2 separate regions of the Homo sapiens genome follow, and region 1 is linked to region 2. Evidence: chromatin contacts called from ENCODE Hi-C or POLR2A ChIA-PET data. All regions are on one chromosome and are shown on one strand. Each heading gives the region's core, a stretch centred on a gene start or an enhancer-like site at or near the end of the contact. The rest is flanking DNA. Distances are from core to core; before and after follow the strand shown. Region 1 overlaps ZMIZ1 (zinc finger MIZ-type containing 1). Region 2 overlaps ZMIZ1 (zinc finger MIZ-type containing 1).

What was found. Hi-C counts contacts between places; a loop is a spot of excess contacts on that map. ChIA-PET counts read pairs that join two places held with the same protein, here RNA polymerase II (POLR2A). Pooled maps may share reads with other maps.
Region 1: a loop to region 2 is called in a map of spleen, with 7 times the contacts of the local background. The contact joins two enhancer-like sites. A Hi-C loop is called at or near these places in 30 of 168 maps with a recorded cell type or tissue (Caco-2, HCT116, HepG2 and 17 more) and 20 of 50 pooled maps. POLR2A ChIA-PET finds 5 or more read pairs at or near these places in 13 of 52 experiments (A549, AG04450, H1 and 9 more).

Annotation. Positions count from the first base shown.
Region 1 is chr10:79,145,831-79,152,321 of GRCh38, reverse strand. The region is part of intron 3 of ZMIZ1 (zinc finger MIZ-type containing 1); the gene reads right to left. Among named protein-coding and RNA genes, the nearest start is that of ZMIZ1, 80 kb to the right of the region's middle. RefSeq lists silencers at 2,120-2,199, 2,260-2,319 and enhancers at 5,410-5,499, 6,466-6,491. Within about 2 kb of position 2,226, at least 37 of the 41 ENCODE cell types and tissues checked have a DNase peak (open chromatin) inside an H3K27ac peak, as active enhancers do; they include ascending aorta, dorsolateral prefrontal cortex, gastrocnemius medialis and 2 more, where a contact is called at or near this core.
Region 2 is chr10:79,191,083-79,197,798 of GRCh38, reverse strand. The region is part of intron 4 of ZMIZ1 (zinc finger MIZ-type containing 1); the gene reads right to left. Among named protein-coding and RNA genes, the nearest start is that of ZMIZ1, 130 kb to the right of the region's middle. RefSeq lists an enhancer at 1,905-1,994. Within about 2 kb of position 2,243, at least 23 of the 41 ENCODE cell types and tissues checked have a DNase peak (open chromatin) inside an H3K27ac peak, as active enhancers do; they include ascending aorta, dorsolateral prefrontal cortex, gastrocnemius medialis and 2 more, where a contact is called at or near this core.

The DNA.
Region 1 (6,491 bases), core at 977-3,476, 45 kb after region 2:
TTGCCATGTTGCCCAGGCTGGTCTCAAACTCCTGAGCTCAAGTGCTCCTCTTGCCTCAGCCTCCCAAAGTGCTGGGATTACAGGTGTGAGCCACTGTACTGGGCTGGGCTATCTTTCAAAGCTGCCTCGGATCTCATCTGGGGCCATGGCTGAAATCCCTTGGCCAGCCTAATATCCACTCTTCAATGGGGGAAATTGGCTCAGAGAAGAGGAAGGGGACCTGCCCAAGGTCACCTCTGGTGTTGGGGGAGCCTGGGCCCTAGAGCCCGGTCCCCTGACTACTCCATCCTACGTTTTGAACTCTTATAAACAGAGCAGAGCACCATCACCTGGTGGAGCAGCCCAGGGGGCCCAGATGGCGGCGGGCGAGATGAGGCAGACAGGCGGGAGGAGCCAGCACAGCACGCAGCCAGATGACACACAGGCCCAGCAATTCCTGACTCATGGCCACCCAGCCCGTGACTCCACCCACCGCCAATGCCCCCACCCTGGCTCACATCCCGCAGCCCACTGCAGCCTCCAGAGTCCACTCCCATTCAGAGCTAGAAAGCCATGGAGGGAGGGAGAGGCAGTGGGGCCCACCCGGGCCTGAGTGGCAAACCCAGACAACCCCACGCCGGTGGGACTCAGGGGCACCAGAGGAAGAAGGAGGGGTGGTGGTGCCACCCTCAGTGCTGGCTCTGAGCAGCGCCTCTCCAGCCTTGCGGACAGGCACCCAGCTACAGGAGGAAAACTGAGGCCTCCCAAGCCCAGCTGGTGCTGACACCCACTTGGGCTAACTTTCTTTGCCCCATGACCCCTCTTGAATCAGGGCTCCAACACCGGATGAGTGTGCCAGGCTTCTCTGCTGCCGGTTCCTCTCCCCATGAACTCACTACTCCTCTAAGAACTTTCAGTGGCTCCCCACTGCCTACGAAATCTAGTCCTAATCCTGACCTGTAATGTTTCCCTCACAGGGAAAAGGCTGATTCAAAGGGAAGGGCCGCAGGGGGCCCAGCACTGTGTCCCCAAATCTTAAGGACTTCTCACAGCACCCTAAGACACTGGCTCTGAAAGGTCCACTTGCCAGATGCAGACACTGAGGCTCAGAGCAGCAATGTGTCCAAGGCCACCAGAGTCTGAGCTGTGGCCACCCCATGGCAGGGGCTTGGCTGCTCAGGTGCCTGGTCTTCCCTGCTGCTGACAAGCTTTCAGCTCGCCCAGGAGCTCAAGGTGGCCCCCGGATCTGTCTTAACCCATCCAATGTCACAACGACTCTGGTCTTTCCCCGTGGTGCCCTGACCCCTCTGCTTGGCCCCCTTTAAGACACAGTTGATTCCCTAAGCTGCTACCCCTGCTGATACTGAGGTGGGCTTGGGCTTACTTGGGGAGGTGGGTCATGGGTCAGAGAGCACCCACCAGGAGGGAGGAAGAGGATGGGGTTGGGAGGGTGGTGGGACAGCCTGCCCCTCAGCACAGCCCCATCCCTGCTTCTGGCCCAGCTCCCTGAGCAGAGCTGAGAGACGGAGGCATGCTCCGTCGCCCGGCTTCTGGGAGATGAGAGAAGGGGCTCCTTTCCAGGCAGACAGGGGTGGATGGGGAGGTTTTGTGTTATCACCCCCCAAGCCTGGCTGTCTTCACAGGGCACACATTCAACCCACCCCAAACCCTTTATCCCATGGGATGCTCATTGCTGGGCAGAGCGTCTGCCTCTCCCTGTTTTTCTACAGATGAGACCCAGAGTGGCTGAGTGACTTGCCCAGGTGCACCAGCAGGTTGGTGGAGGATCCCAGACCAAGAGCCCCAGCCTCCTGGCTCCCAGGCCTAGTCCCACTGTGAGGTTTCTCCTGCTAGGTCCCCAAGGGTCACAGGCTTTGTCTGAGAGGAGATAAGTCATTAGCATGTGTGGGGGGTGCAGGACGGGCGTGGGCCCAGAGCTGCCACCACGGGGAGGCCCAGGGAGGGGGTCAGCGCAGGCCAGAGGCAGGGCGGCCCGAGGTCGGGCTTCCTTTCTCAAGAGGGCAGGATTCCTGGCAGCAGCTCTCATGGGAAATAGGAGAAGTGCCAGCCGTAGAGAATACGGGGTGGGGCAAAGGTGGTGTCTGGGCAGGGCTTCCTGTTGGGTGGGCGGGTGGCCACTCGCCGAGGCCTAGTGACCTGCACGGCTGCGGCCCGGGGCCAGGCCAGGGTTGGGTTTCGCCTCATCCCTGGCTCAGGCCCAGGCCACCCTGAGCCCCATCCTCCAGCCCCGCCCTGGCTTCCTGTCCCACTGGCCCCACCCAGCCCAGGGGAGAGGGAGGGCCGAGCAAGCCTCCTCAGAAGCACCAATGCTTTCTGGGGGCTGGAGTGGGCAGGCCACGCTGGCCTGCTTAGTGGCCTTTGGCCTCTTACCTCTAGGCCTCCCACCGTTCATTTTCCAGTGTGAGGCCTCGACAAAAGTGCTGCTGGGTTTTCTTCCCAGGAGGGCACACTTCAGACACAGCTGAGCGGGGGCCCCTGATTGAATCCCTGCCTTTCCAAGTCAGCAGACAGCAGTGTCCCCTGGGAGAAGTCATGCCCAAGAGACCAGGATGAGAGGAAGAGTGAACCAAGGCCAAGTTCAGGCTTCGAATGCAGAACTTCCTGGAGGGCGAGCTCTTGCAGAAGGCGTGCCACCCCACGGGGCCACGCAGCCCCACATGAGGACAACGTGATGTCAACCACAGGCACAGCGCCTAGAGAAAGACCCCTTCACCCCACCCTGACTTGGCATGCCTGAACCCCTGAAGTGTCTGGAGGAGTCTGGGTGGGAGGGGAGCTTGGCCCAGGGGCTGCAAGGCTACCCATGGCCTCCAGGTGAATCCAGCCCATTCCCTGTGGCCTCAGGAACTGGAGGCTCACCTGTCCACAGGTTGGGGGTATGGTGGGAGTGCAGAGGTTGGCAGCCCGACCCAGTGAGGGCAGAGATCTGAACAGAGGCCCTCAGCCCTCTCCAGTCCCCTCTCCTGCCCATTCATGCTCTCCCAGGGCAGAGGGACTCAGAAAGCAAATAGGCCAGAGAGCAAGGAGGACTCTTCCAGCTGGCCGACAGCCCACCAGGGACAAAAGCCTCTTGGCTTAGTGCTGGGGATGAACACAGATGGGAGGGGGTGTGGGCCTGCCTGGGGCCCAGCCTTGCTCGAGATTACCCCAGGGACAGGGACAGAGATAGGGACAGAGCAGGGATCCAGGTCTCCTGCCTGTACCAAAGGCAGCCCAAGGGCCTCCTCATGAAGGCAAACTCACAGCAGTCCCTCCTGGCTCCGGGAGCTCCTGAGTGGTGAGAAGGTGGGTCAGCCCAGCTTAGGCAGGAACTGACTTTAGCCACACCCTGGCTGCCAGCGCAGGCCACTGATGACTTGTCCAGATTACCCCAATCAAACAGGCCCTGGCGGGGCCACGTACAGACCCAGCTTGATGCTCTGCCTGCAGGGAGGAAAGCCCGGGAGGGACTCAATTGGAAACTGCCAAGGGCCTAAAGTCTGTGGCCCTAAGACAAGCAGGGTGGAAGACAGAAGTCAGCGTCAGCCTGGTGGGAGGCCAGGACCCCATGTCCCAGGAGGAACTACAAGACGGCAGTAGTAAGCCTCGTGACCCCAGAGATATGCAAGCTGAGGCTGGGGACATACAGGCCTAGGCAGCATTCTGGGATGCTGACCCAGCAGCTTTATTAAAAACCCCGGCCCAGAATCCACATTCAGTTGTAGGTGGCATGATGGCGGATCTGCGTCACCCTCAGCCCTGGCCACCCAGCTCCACCCCTTTTCCGGACAGGCGTTTCCTAGAACAGCCTGAGCACACGAGCCTGTGGGACTCTTCCAGATTGAATACCCTAGACCTCATCACAACAGAGACAAGGTCTGATGATGCTCTGTGTGGCCTTGATGCTGGCTCTCTACACCCCCTTGTCTCAGGCACCTGGTGGGCTCTGCCGTTGGCCTATCCTGGGGAAGTACGCCTAAGCTTCCTCAGAACCCAGGGGAGCCTGTGGGGTCAGCCATGCCCTGCCTCCTAGCCAAGAGCCAGCTCTCTCCTAGGCCTTACCTGGGCCTGGCCCTGGGCCCACCCTGGAATGTTGCTGGATTCCAGTTCGGCCGTGATCATGCAGGGTGAGGGATGTATCTTTTGTGGAGCGTGGGCCCCATACAGACTTGGCTGCCAGGAAATGTTTGTCAAAGGAAGGAAAGAGGGAAGAAGCAGGGAGGAGGTGGACAAACAGACACATGAATGCAGGTGGGCTCTCAGAAGCATGGCCCCAAAAAGCCACCACAGCCCTCCTCCTCCAGGCCCCCAGAGATGGTGTCATCTATGCAAGACACAGTATGCAGGCTGACAAACCTCGATGAAGGCCTGGGGAGGCCCCACTCTGCAGCTGCCACTTCCCCTGGTGCTCTGCTCCCCATGTGGGCTAGGAGAAGGCCCCCAGGTGTCCGAGCCCAGGGCCTCTGTGTTCTGCCCACATGCACACATTTGCTTTGGAAGCCCAGGGTCTGGCTCACACCTCCCTAGAGGAAGGGGACACTCTCCCTGGCTAGAAACACCTGCTTGGTCCATGAGAGGCTCGGCGGTGCCTCTCACTGCTCTTCCTGAGCCCTGCAACAATGTAGGGGTTGCATCCTCCTGGAATGGCAGTGGGGTGGGAAATGGCCAGCTCATGACAAGATCACAGGGGTTTTGCAATGAAAGGTGATGCTGCCCATCCAATGGGAAGAAAATATGTCACAGAGGCGAGGGTTTGACGAAGTTTCCAGAAGGTCTGTGTTCTGACAACCCCTATCCCTGCCTAGCCCAGGTCCTGGCACACAGTAGGTGCTAATAATTCAGTGGCCTGATGGATGCACACGGGAGGCCTGGCTTCCACACTCCTGCCACGGAGGCCAGGGCTCTAAAGCACACTCCAGGGGCCATACACATGGTGGTTGTGCCCATGTGTGTCCCTTTCTCTGGTGAGGACTCTGTCTTTCTCGGCTCCCCCTGGTCAGAAGGTGCCCACCCTCTCTATTTAGGGCTGAGAGAGTTCTCTGTTATCAAGCTCTGTGCCTTTTCTTGACAGATGGGTTGGGGCAGGGAGGTCAGTCGTCCAGGGAGGGCAGAGGATCAGAACAAGGCCATTCCCCAGCCCAGGCCTCCCCATACCAGATTCTGAGGCCCAAGAGCTCTAGGACCCAGCTCGGGGCTCCCTGATGCCCATGGCGATCCTCGCTGCCACCACCCACACCAATGTGGCCCTTCTCCCTGGCTCTGTGTCACGGCCTCCTGGCTGCAGCTGGCCTGAACTGCTTACTTGGACAAATAGCGAGAGAAACCAGCCACGTGATGGCTAAGGTTTCCTTGGCCAGGGACAGGGATATACACACACACACACACACACACACACACGTACACTACACACACGCACAGCCACTTGTGGGTCAGGTAGTCATGTGGCCCAGGCTTCTGTGTCTCTGAAGGACAAGTGACCGGCTGCCCTTCTTCACCCAGAAGAATGCCCTCCCCAAGCACTTGTTTTCTGCTTCCTGGATGTGCCAGGGGTTTGCTGGGTGGGAAGCCCAGCAGAGTCGGGGCGGAAGCGGGAGCAGAGGGAGGGGGCAGAGCACCCGCCCAGCCCCAGCCCTGCCTGTGTCTGGTGTTTTCCTTCCGCCCTCCCCACCCAGAGGGCAGATGTCTGCTGGGAAACTGTGGCCACCCAGCCGTTCCCTGACTACAGGGACAATCCCCAAACTCAGGGAGAATCCCAAAGCCCAACGTTGGGGCCACACAGGAGGGGAGCCAAGGCTCAGAGAGAAGTCCCTGTGATAAATGGCAGAGCTGCCAACATGCTGCACCTGGACCAGTGGTTTTGTAGCTGGAGTCCATGGTATATTATAGCCTTTGGGGCATCTAGGGGGTGAGGGAGGGTAGAAGAAGGGGGTGTCTAGTCCAACTCAGCAGGAGCGGCTCTGCCTTTGGTCTGTTGCTTGGGAAAGGTCTGCGGGCCAGAGTCTTGAGCACTTTTCCAGCATTGGGGATCTGTGTCTCCGCTACTACCCCAGGGTGGCAGGCTTGTCCTCACAGCCTGAGATGGGCCCACTAAGACAGAAGGACGCCACATCTCTTGACAGGCAGAGCGGAGACCCTGCTCTAGGGGAGGAAGGCTGAGGGGTGGAGAGTGGGGAGCGGGAAATGCCAGCTCTATGGGGGTCTGCAGCCAGCTCCCACCCTTCCCTGGCCTCAGGCCTGACCCCCAGGACTCCAGAAACTCACTGCAGATGCATCTCAGGAAGGCCGCAAAAAATGAAAGGCATGGCCAAGAGTTCCCAAATAAAAGCTAATTCCTGGGCTGGGTGTGGCAGCTCACATCTATAATCCCAGCACATTGAGAGGCTGGGATGGGAGGACTGCTTGAGCCCAGGAGTTTGAGACCAGCCTGGGCAACATAGTGAGACCTTGTCTCTAATAAAAATTTTAAAAATTAGCCAGGCATGCTGGAATGCATCTATAGTCCCAGGTATTCA
Region 2 (6,716 bases), core at 994-3,493:
ACAGATAAGAAAATGTAGTTACATCCCCATTTTACAGATGAAGAAACTAAGGCTTGGAGGTTACAGCTTGTTGGATAGGAGCCAGCTCTAGAATCCTGGCTTTCCCTTTACAGTTTTTACTCTTGAACAGGTCCTGGGGAGGGGACAGGGTACAGGTGTGTGTGTGTGTGTGTGTGTGTGTGTGTGTATGTGTGTGTGTGTGTATGGTCTGGGTTGGCAGGGGCGTAATCAGGGCAGCTCCGCTTGCTACTTCTGTAGGTCACCCAAGCGGGAGCTGTATTTGTCCTCCTGAGTTTACCCACACAGACCCTCAGCCAGCATCCACATGACAAAGGCTCCTGGGGTCAGGGACAAACCATGGTGTGGAAGACAAGGACACAGAGAGCCCAGAGCAGGAGCAAGACAGTGCCACCTTCAGCAAGGCCATCTCAGTTCCTGGTGCCAGGCCCCATCAGAGCCAAAGGACCCTGGTGGTCTCCCAGGCACCATGTGATACCCATGCGGCAGTGAAGGCCTGGGTCCCACGTGGGGGCATGGGTGAACACTGGTAGCCAGGGTTCCAATAGAGAATTCAACTTTCACAGCCAGCCAGGACAGGGAGACCCATCCCACAAAGGCCTGGGTTGGCTCAGCTCCTAGCTGGAGGAGACAGAAGAGAAGTACAAAGAAACCTCATGCCCGGCAGGCCTTCATCCTGCTGTCGGCAGGCCACTGCCCACCAGGACAAAGGGCCACCGGTGGCCCAGGCAGCCAGCAGGGGGCGCTGTTGACAAACCTAAGTGACCTGGGGGCCAGACCTGCACACTGTGGAGGTTCCAGGTGTGCTTCCAGGCCCTCCGTCCTCTCCCTCACTCCAGTGAGCACCCAGGTGTCCCCAGCCAGGATGGACTTCGAGTGGGCTTCTCTGGTTTCCTGGCCTTGGTTTCCCCATCTGCAGAACAGGATGCTGCAGAGGGGCAAGTCAGTGACCCATAAGGGTCTACCTCTCAAGAGGAACTTTCTCCTGACATTGTGTCCGGGGGCAGAGCCCGGTGGGCCTTGATAAATGCTTGTTGCCTGGAAGCCCCAAGCAGGCACAGGAGCTTAGATCCACCCAGCTGGCGACCACAGGGCTCAGAGGCAGTTCTTTTCTGTTTAGTCATAGCGGGGGCCCAGGTCCTGCTTTAAGAAGTTAACAGCAAACTGGGAGATGGGACTGTCCACCTTCGGGCTGGCCCCACGTGGGGTCACGGGCAGTCTTGTCTGGAGGCCGGCGGCTGGACTGAACTGGCTTCTGGACAGAAAGATTCCTGGAATATTAAGGGCCGAAGGTGCTTTCAGGTCCCCTATCTACCCGCTCTGCCTCAACTGGTTTTACTCTGAGGAGCCTGGGGCCCATCAGTGTTTTGTTCAAGGCCAAGGGGCACTGGGCTGGGTCCAGGTCCCAGGGGGGCTTTGCTCCCAGGCAGGGCTGCAGCTCACAGGAACCGAGGGGTGAGTGTCTGGGCTTGCAACACCTGTGAGACCCAAGGGTGGGTAGATGGATGGCAGGAGGGACATCGCAGACCACAGGGACAGCGCTGTGTCCTGTGTTTCTTAATAAAAGAACAAATGGCTAGCGGATTATGGAGGCACCTACAGGTGAGGTGACATTTTTAAACTGTTGAGGTCAATGATGGAGAACTGCGGTTACTAACCCCAGGAATGGAGGAGATGGAGGCTCCAGTCTCTGGAGTAAAAGGGTCAAAGGCCTAGAGAGCAAAGGGTCTCAGGCATAAAGAGAGGAAGGGTGCGCTGAGGGAGGCATGCAAGAGACAGCTTGTTGAGGGGCAGGCTGGGATCTTCCATTTGTTCTACACCTGCTATGTTCAGGCACCAGGCCAGGCCCTATGCAGTGCTAATTTTCTTCATCCTTAAAAGGCTCAGAGAGGTGAAGCAAATTGCCCAAGGTGACACAGCCGGAAAGCTGCTGGGCTGAGATTCAAACCCTCTACCTTTCCAGCTGTTAATGTGCTGTTCTTTGCACTCCCCATGACTGGCAGTCAGAGCTTCCTGGTAGTCCCCACCTCCGGCTGTGACTGGGCCCCAGGAGATGACCTTCTTGTTCCACCCAACCTGCCCAAATCCAGTCACTTACATCACTGGGCTCCCTGCACACCGGCCACCTTTGGGAGGTGACACGCACCTGGTGGCCAGCAGAGGTCGCCCTTCGCCACAAGAGCGCCACTCAGCTGGGCCGCTGCCTCCGCCTCCGGGCTCCTGGACTCCTTTAAGCCTTTACAAGTCGCTACAAATCCTCCGTGGCTGCAGCTCTATAGCCGGAGAGGCCGGGCTCCCGCCCAACAGATCACTGTCGGCCTGGCCCCAGGTGCACCCGTGGCCTCAGCCCTTCCTACTGCCCCTGAATGGGGGGTGAGACCAAGCAGGCTACCCCCATCCCGGCTCAGGACCCCCGCCATGTCTCCTGGTCAGAGCAGCCAGGAGCCATGCAAAGCTAATCAGCATGGGGGATCAGGACCCTGCTTTGCTGAGTGAATAGGGCAGAGAGCTGGACCTCCATTTCGCTGTCTGCAAAGCACAGGATCGGGCTGGCCAGCCTTTGGCAGCCTGTCAAATACCAGCCTCTTAGGATTCCCTGTGAGGAGCTCCGGCTGTTCAGAAAACACCATCCCCACAAGAGGAGAATGCCTGCTTTTGAAGCTGCAAAGCCTGTCCCAAGGCAGGTCCATGGGGAGGCTGAAGGCCCGGCAGCCCCGGGAGCTGTTCTTCCAGGGCAGCCCAAGGCCAAGACGCTGCCCCTTTCACAGCTCTGTGCTTCTTCTTGCACCTTACGCTTGGCTGGGCTTAGTTGGGCAAATGGAAGTTTTTGGATGGTAACATGGGGTCAGCTCGGTCTTCCCAACTCCCGTGGGACGTCTTTCGGGACCAAGCTTCCATTTACACTTCTCACCACCCAGCAGAGCGAGGGTGTCTATGCTTAGCGGCGCCTGGTGCAGAAGACTAGTTCAAGAAAAGTTAGCGGCTATTATGTATAGAGGGCTGCTTGGAGGATAGAACGTTGAGAGCTGAAAAGGCCTGGGAACACCTGCCTCATGCCCTCATGCAGCAGGGTGGGAAGCGGAGGTGGGGAGAGGAAGAGGACACGGAGGGCATCGTGAGCAGAGCTGGGCTGGAGCCCCTCTGACAGGTCCAAATAGAGCCCTGGATATCTCTGGGCTGCCAAGTCAGCAAGGAGAGAAGCATCTCAACGGTCTCAACGGCTGGGGGAGGCAAACAGCCCTCAGGGGGCTCCTCACTGGACACAGGGATGAGGTGCTTCTAGCTGCCCCACAGAAATGTGGAGCTCCACAGGCAGCTAGCTCCCAAGGGTGGCAGCCAACCGAACAGTCAGCTGTCCCAACACAAGTGTTTTATTTCCCACCTTTGAGGCCTCACTAGTTCATCAGTCCACATAATGCACACGCACCCAGAGAGAGGCGTCTGCACAGCACACGTGTGCATAGGCACATACACATGTGACCCCTTGCATACTTCACAGCAGGTATGTGCACATGCTGGATGCCAACACAGATGCACTTGAGCACACACATCTCATGACAGCTTGCACAGGCAAGTGGGGGTCCCCGGGGAGCTGTGTGAGCAGTGGTGTGCAGAAATGATTCAATCACCATGCACATCTGCAGCTTAGGTCCCCTGGGGCAAGCGGTGCCAGTGGCAGGAGTGGGCAGCTCTGCCTACAGCCCGCGAGCAGAGGCTGCGTTCCAAGACACAGCCAGAAGGGAAAGCCTAGGGGTCCAGAGGACATCCCAGACAGCCCCTTCATCAGCCTTAGACTCCCAAAGGGACAAACTTCATGAGCCCTGGGCTCAGCAATGACCTGCCAACCTGCACATGTCAGCATCAGTTGGGATCCTTTTCGGCCTGGCCCCTAGCCCTCACTACTCTCAGTCACATCCCTTGTCCCCAACGTGGGGCTGCTCCCTGCCTCCCGGACTGTGCTCTGAAGATCGCACCTCCATGTCTTTGCCTCTGACTGTCCCTCTGCCCGCAATGCCTGGACACCTCCCATCCATCAGGGTATGGCTCAACTGTCACTCTTTCGTGCTCTTTCTTGGTTTCCATCCCTATCCCCTCCATGTCGCTGTCACACACCCCCATCGTAGCAGCACTAGATGAGGGCTGACTCCTTGCAACTGTCTCTCCATCAGCTGGAATGTCTTCCAGTTACAGATCCCTTAGTCTAGCCCAGGGCTCCGTACTCAGCAGGTACTCATTAGATGGGTGAACAGGCAGGTGGACGCACGCCCATTGCTGGGTGTACATGAGAACCAGGGTGGTGAGAGCTGAAAAACCCATCACCCAGCCATAATCAGAAGATCCTAGGACTCAGAGAGACACTGGTTACCCCGTTGAGGGTTCCCAAAGAGAGATACATGTACTTCTGGTGGGATAACGATGACTTTAGAAGGTCCATGGACAAACCTTTTACATTCTCATAGTGAAGTTTTTGGACTGATGAGTTCATGAATGTTATTATTTAGCATGCAGTTAAATTAGGTAGCAATAGCAGACCTAAGTGAATTAAAGAATTGTTTTAAACATAGTATGAACGGAATGAAAGTGACCAAGGTTAGGCAAGCACTGATGTAGACTGATGACTTCCTCACCTTAAAGGTAATGAGTAGAAGCTCAGAGAGGTGTGGAAGCTGCCTGTGGTCACGTCGCAGGTGGCTCGCGCATTCCCAAACCTCGGTAGCCTGCACCAGGCACACGGGCTGGATGCAGAGGAAGAGGGTGGTGGTGAAGCAAGGACAGTAGGAGAGTGACTTTGTGCCCTACCTCAGGGAAGTCAGAAAGAAGGGCAGAGAGACAGGAGACGAGATGGGGAGAGGGATGGAAGAGGCAGCTCCGGGCAGCTGCACAGGGCCAGCTGCTTCCAGCTCTTAGCAGGACAACTGGAGCAGGCCCTCGGGCCAGCGTGAGTCATTGCACAGGGTGGGGCCCCTGGGTAGGCAGTGGTCCTGAGAGCCAGACCTCCTGGCTATGAGGTTGTGGGAGGGTATTTCACCTTCCTGAGCCTGCATCCTCATCTGTCAAGCAGGAAAGTCCATCTCCTCCCTGCCCCACTGTGTTGAGGAGCTGAGCAAATGAATACTTAGGGGACAGTGTTTTAAAAAGTGAAATTCTGCATTCGGACCACAACTCTTCAGAATTCAGTCCCTCCTTCCTCAACCAGGGCAGTGCTCCTGTGCCAAGACTTGACACGGCTCCACACTGCCCCACCAGAGTTCAGATGCTTTGGCTTGGCACTCAAAGCTTCCGGAAGGGTGGACCCACTTCTCTTCATGATCCAATCTCCCAACACCCATCCTTGTTCACGGGAACACCCATTGTCAATGCTGGCTAGTGGGATAACATAATGTAACCTTGGCATTTCAGAGTGGGGGCTTCATGACAGTCAGCCCCACACAGCTATGCCTAGCAACCTGCCCTGGGACACAGAAGTTAATTCAGAAGTGACAGTTTCCTGGGGAAACACTCAGTGATGTGGCCCTGACAAAGGGGCCAGCCCACTGACCCAACCCACACAGGGCTGGGATCCTAGCTGCATTTGGTGTGCCTTGTCTTTCTGGGCACATGGCACTTTAGAGGAGGCCATGCCCTTGAGGCCAAACCCCCCTGCCATCCTCTGGCCATACTCCAAATCCCTGACCTCACAGTGAACTTTCTCTGACAGCTTCTCTTCCCCAGAGGCAAAGGAGGGTTGGATTCAGCTCTGGAGAAGGCCCCTTGGGCTTTCTCTCATTCCCAAGGAGGCCACACCCCTACACTTTGTTTCCTCAGAGTGGAAAGAGGTACTGAACAACTATCAAACCTATATGTGCTAAACACTAGGTTCTCTATGTCACATCAGTTAAGCCTCAAAACTCTATATGCTGGTCCAATTATTATTACAGTACTACAGGTGAAGAAACAGAGGCTACTACAGATGAAGAAACTGAGCCTCTGAGAGGTGCAATGATTTGCTTAGGGTCACACTACTGACAACTGCCAGGATTTGAATCTAGGTCTGATTACAAAGCCCATGTTTTTCTGTATCATGTTTTCCATGGGAATATGGCAGACCTCCCTCAACTAGACACTGCCTTCCCCAGCCCCAACTTCCCTGAGTGAGAGGAAGGTGACTAGCACTGCTGTGGAGTGCTGAGGATGGTGAAGATAGGGAGTCACAGGCCCGTCCAGTGCTGGGCCCAGGCCACAAGCCTCTCCCAGGATAGCAGTGCTCATGCAGTGTCCCTGTCCTGGCTCTGCCTCAAGGCTCTTGTCTGTGACTCCAAAGGCTCAGATGCCATGAAGTGGGGAAGAGAGGGGTGAGAACAGTTACCCGAGGGCCCTTGGAGGATATAGGGAAGGATGTGACTGTAGACAGAGGCAGGACCCCCCCCGACCACCAGCTGGTGCCCTCTAGAAGGCTGTAAATACCTAGCAGATGTTCCTACACCCTGGCTCCAGGAATGGAGGTATTCTCCATTGTCCCCTCCCTACCCCCAGCTCCCCAAGGCTCCAAATCCCACCTGGCATTCTGCAGGAGCTCCAAATAGGGGCAGGATTAATGGCATCCCCCAGGAAGAGTTAGACAGAACTAGATCAGCCCTTAAGGACCAGCTGGCATAGGGATGGTAATGCTCTGGTATGCAAGAGGTGGAGGTGGCATCCATACAACCCTCCACCTCCCA